2 separate regions of the Homo sapiens genome follow, and region 1 is linked to region 2. Evidence: chromatin loops called from intact Hi-C (ENCODE). Cell type or tissue: OCI-LY7. All regions are shown on one strand.

The links. A loop is a pair of places that touch in the nucleus more often than their neighbours do. Peaks named below come from ENCODE experiments on the same cell type or tissue, not always from the same donor. Only the 100,000 strongest peaks of a DNase experiment are listed, where the experiment ranks them.
Region 1: it touches region 2 in a loop (8-fold over the local background); 2 of 110 quality-filtered maps call a loop at or near these places.

The regions. Positions count from the first base shown.
Region 1 is chr10:9,534,463-9,536,962 of GRCh38, forward strand. All of the region lies in intron 6 of LINC02663 (long intergenic non-protein coding RNA 2663), which reads right to left. Among named protein-coding and RNA genes, the nearest start is that of LINC00709, 260 kb to the left of the region's middle. RefSeq lists an enhancer at 1,458-1,527. In OCI-LY7, no CTCF peak of the experiment used is centred here; a DNase peak (open chromatin) is centred at 1,499; H3K4me3 peaks cover 1,759 bases; H3K27ac peaks cover 2,343 bases.
Region 2 is chr10:9,706,068-9,708,567 of GRCh38, forward strand. The region is part of intron 3 of LINC02663 (long intergenic non-protein coding RNA 2663); the gene reads right to left. Among named protein-coding and RNA genes, the nearest start is that of LINC02663, 170 kb to the right of the region's middle. In OCI-LY7, no CTCF peak of the experiment used is centred here; DNase peaks (open chromatin) are centred at 1,324 and 1,794; H3K4me3 peaks cover 1,457 bases; H3K27ac peaks cover 2,416 bases.

The DNA.
Region 1 (2,500 bases), 170 kb before region 2:
GCTGTGGAATTTATCCTGCATGTGTATACCTTTGCACAAGCTGATTGTGGAACAGACCATTGCTCTTTGCCTTTGCTTTCCAGTTTAGTTACTTTGTTTTCTTTCTTTGTTTTCTTTTTTTTTTCTTTTTTTTTTTTTTTTGAGACAGAGTCTTGCTCTGTCATCCAGGCTGGAGTGTTGGCCAGGCTGGTCTCGATCTCCTGAGCTCAAGTGATCTGTCTGCCTCAGCAGTGGTGCCATCTCGGCTCAATGCAATCTGCGCCTCCCAGATTCAAGAGATTCTCATGCCTCAGCCTCCCAGGTAGCTGGGATTATAGGCACACACCAGCATGCCCAGCTAATTTTTCTATTTTTAGTAGATACAGGGTTTCACTATGTTGGCCAGGCTATTCTCAAAATCCTGAGCTCAAGGGATCCAGCTGCCTCAACCTTCCAAAGTGCTGGGATTACAGGCATGAGCCACTTCATCCAGCTCAGTTTAGTTTAAATTATAACTTAATTTTTTTTCTTTGCCTTGTGGTTTAGTTACAGTTATAACTACTATAGATTTAACGAACTTTTAATCTTTTTAAGGCATGCTGGAGTCTTATAAAAATACTTTTGGAAAAATTGCTTCTATATTTTAACTAACACAAACACCGTCGTGATATTCCTATAATCAGTCTCACATCACCTCCCTCAGGTTGTTGGCCTCATTTTAATTCTACTTTTAAACAAAAGGTATTTGATTTCTCTTCCTCTTGGCTACCCTTTGCATAACCCCTAATTTAAAACTGCCAGTTCCTTACATTCATCACTTAAAAAGAAATGCATTATCAGGTAAGAAACTCGCTCACTATAAAAGTGCAGAAACACTTTTTGCTTCATTTTTATTACTGTGGCATGTATGTCTGATTAGTGTCCAGTACTGGTTTTTATAAAGCTCCATGAGAAACAGCACATTTTAAAAAAATTATCCAAGATATTAAACAATATGGATAACACATTTCTTACTCTCCAAATGTAAGTGTGAATCTACTTTATCTGAAAGATGACAGACTATAATTTAGCAGGTTAGTAGGTGGTCATACAGTAGTAGCATGAATGGGGAGTCATTTTTAGGACACTCGTTTTTGCACAGAAACATGGTGCGGGCCTAGGACGAAATGCATACTTTGTAGGAAAATCAAGCATTGGAAAGTACAAATCTTTGTAGCAGCCTGTTAACCTGTTTGCTGACTTCATTCTTAAACCCTACCAATCCACTGATGTTGGTGTGATCCTTGTTATGCAAATCAGGTCATGTCATTTTCCTAGTAAAAATATGCTAATAGCTGCTCACTCTACTCAAGAGAAAGTCTTTAACTGCTTATTAGTACTCTTGAGATCTGTATCATCTACTGTCCATGCCCCTCTGCTGACACTTCTATTTTCAACTACCTGTTTTTACGCCCCACCACTTGTAACCCTGCCCATGAAAGCGAAAGTGACCTATTTTCAGTATTGTTCAAACAGCTGCATGTCTCCCTTTGGGCCTTTGCATATGCTATTCTTCTTGTCTGGATCCTTCCTCCAACCTACCCTACTTTCAATCATGTTCACGTAATTGGGAGGATTGCTTGAGCCCTGGAGGTAGAGGCGTTGGTGAGCTATGAATGCACCACTGCACTCCAGCCTGAGTGAGAGAGTGAGATACTGTCTCAAAAAAAAAAAAAAAAAAAAAAAAATCCTGTCATTACCTCACATCATATCTAAAACAACTCAAAATTGGTCAAAGATCTAAATGTAAATTTTCATGACCTTGAACCAGGCAATGATTTTTTAGCAATGAACATCAAAAGCACAAAAAACAATGAAAGAAAAATATTCAGGCATGACTTCATCAAAGTTTAAACTTTTTATCCTTCAAAAGACACAATCAGTAAAGTAAAAGGCCACACAGAATGGAACAAATGTACAAATCCTTTATTAGATAAGAGACTAGATTCCAGAACATATTGAGAACTTCTACAACTCAAGGATATAATTTACAAATAAAAATTTAAAAATGACCAAAGGACTTGAGTAGACATTTCTCCAAAGATGATATACAAGTAGCTAATACACAAAAGAAAAGATGATTAAAATTATGAGTTATTAGGAAATACACATCAAAACAGCATAATTGAAATTGTAAACCTGTGGAGAAACAGATCCCTTGATACCCGTCTTCCCAGCCCCTGTAAACCACCATTCTTTTCTCTGCTTCTATGAATTTGACAATTTTAAATACTTCATATAATCAAAGCATGCAATACAGTCCTTCTGTGATGGATTTATTTACTTAGGATAATGTCCTCCAGGTTGATCCATGTTGTAACAAATGGCAGTGTTTTCTTCTTTTCAAAGCATGAATACTATTCCATTACATGTCTGTATACATCATATTTTGTTTATTCATCTGTTAATGATATTTGGGTTGTTTCCATATTTTGGCTATTGTGAACAATGCTGCAATGAGCACAGAAGTACAGACATCTCT
Region 2 (2,500 bases):
ATAATATATAAAAGTCCTAGACCACTACATGGGAAACAGGAAACATAATTTGTAAAATGAGAAGACATTTGAACAAGCCTGTGACAAAAAGAAAATTCAATTACCATTAGCATTGCAAAGAGTTTTTAGTTATCACTAAAATGCAAATTTTAGAAACCTCTTATGCAGAAGAATGGGCTGAGTGTAAAAATAAATAAACATAAAAAACCTCAGTAAGAGACAATTAAATAAATGAAAGAATGATATAAATTAATTAAACACAAATACATGCATACACACAATCACAGTACCAAGCTTTCTGAAGATTCTGAAATGCTTAGAAATATCCAATACCGACTATGGTGTATCTCCTTCACTTTAACCTTCTTTTGCTTTTCTCAATTAAGTTGTTAAATTTTCTATTTAATGTCTTACACAACTTTTGTTAGATTTGTGCCTAAGTAATTTATGTTTGCATGGTAATGCAAATGGTATATCTGCTTATATATTTAGAACAATAATAGTAAAATTATAAATGTACATTTGCTATGATCCAACAATTTTACTTCTGGGTATGTACCGTAAGAAGTACTTGGACATGTGAACACATGTACAACACATTCAATGCAACAATTGCTGGAAACAACCCTAATATACAATAGCGATAAAGTAGCTAAATGTAGTATATGTATACATGGAATCCTATTCGTCTATGAAAATGAATTAAATATATCTAAAAGTAGCAAAAGAAATACGTTCTAAAAATATATTACTGAGTCCAAAGAAGTAAGTCAAAAAAATAATTTCTCCATTTATACAGATAGAGTTCGAAAATAGGCAATATTGAATTATATTATTTAAGGATATATGCAGAGGTTTAAAAACTCTCGAAAAATAAAGGAAGGGGTCCCAAAAATCAATATAGTATTTGTCTCTAGTAGAGAGACAAGAAATGTAGACTAAGAGGGCCACAGGAGAGGGTATTTGGGGCCTTGGGTTGTACCACTTCTTGCTCTGACTGGTGGTTACGTGAGTATCTGCTTTATAAGTCTTATTTAAACTATATATACATGTCTGAATATATGATATATATGATACATCTTACAGTGAAAAATTCTCAGCATGAGGTAGCTAATAGCATACATATATATCATCAAGTTTTATAACTGAGGTGCCTTTGCATTATGCTTTACAAAGTGTTGTTCTGAAAACACCTTATGAAATTTAAATGCAGACACGATGATGATAAAGTTGTGCAGTAGCTGACCTAGCTCTCTTTTTAACCCCCTTTTCTATCCCTTTAGATATGAAACCTATGATTAAATATAACAGAATAATGGGCTGTGTGACACACACAGGAAACAAACATCTCTATGAGCTCTATTTCATTTCCTCTTTTTAGCAAAATGATTATTTAGTGTGAAAATTAAACAAGTGCTGGAGGGTGATAAACCTGAAAGTTCTGGGTATATAAAACTCACATTTTCTCAGTCTTGGATTGCTTTATCGGGGGTGTGTTTAACGTTCCTGCTTGAAAAAAATGAGTGGATAGAAGGCTGTGTTATTCTCAGAAGGGTCCATCAATATTATATAGAGACAGGTGGGACCCACTAATAAGATTGAAGACAGTTAACTACAACTAAAATCATCTCAATCCTCCTCACATAAATCCTGAACATTTCATTTTTTTACTTTTTCTATTTTTGTTTGTTTGTTTGTTTGAGACAGAGTCTCGCTCTGTCGCCCAGGCTGGAGTGCAGTGGCTTGATCTCCGCTCACTGCAAGCTCCGCCTCCCAGGTTCGGGTCATTCTCCTGCCTCAGCCTCCTGAGTAGCTGAGATCACAGGCACCCGCTACCACACCCGGCTAGTTTTTTGTATTTTTAGTAGAGACTGGGTTTCACCGTGTTAGCCAGGATGGTCTCGATCTCCTGACCTCATGATCCGCCCACCTCAGCCTCCCAAAGTGCTGGGATTACAGGTGTGAGCCACTGCGCCCAGCTCATTTTTTTACTTTTTCTAAGCAATCACAATTTAGAGGTGATGTTCGTTTTTTTCTCTCTTTCTTTTTCTTTTTCTTTTCTTTCTTTTTATTTGACAGAGTCTCACTCTGTCACACAGGCTGGAGTGCAGTGGCGCATTTCCATTCACTACAACCTCTGCCTCCTGGGTTCAAGCGATTCTCCTGCCTCAGCCTCTGGAGTAGCTGGGATTACAGGTGCACTCCATCATGCCTGGCTAATTTTTGTATTTTCAGTAGAGATGGGGTTTCACCATGTTGGTCAGGCTGGTCTCGAACTCCTGACCTCAGGTGATCTGCCTGCCTTGGCCTCCCAAAGTGCTAGGATTATAGGCATGAGCCACCGTGCCTGATGGCAAGAGATGATGTTCTTAATTGGTTCTATGCCTCTTATTTCATCTATCACTTCCTATTTCATCCTCAGTCACTGAATTTGCTGACAATGAGTGGATCGATCTGCTTTCTATTCACGTTCTTAATTCTCAGAACCAATCTAAAACTG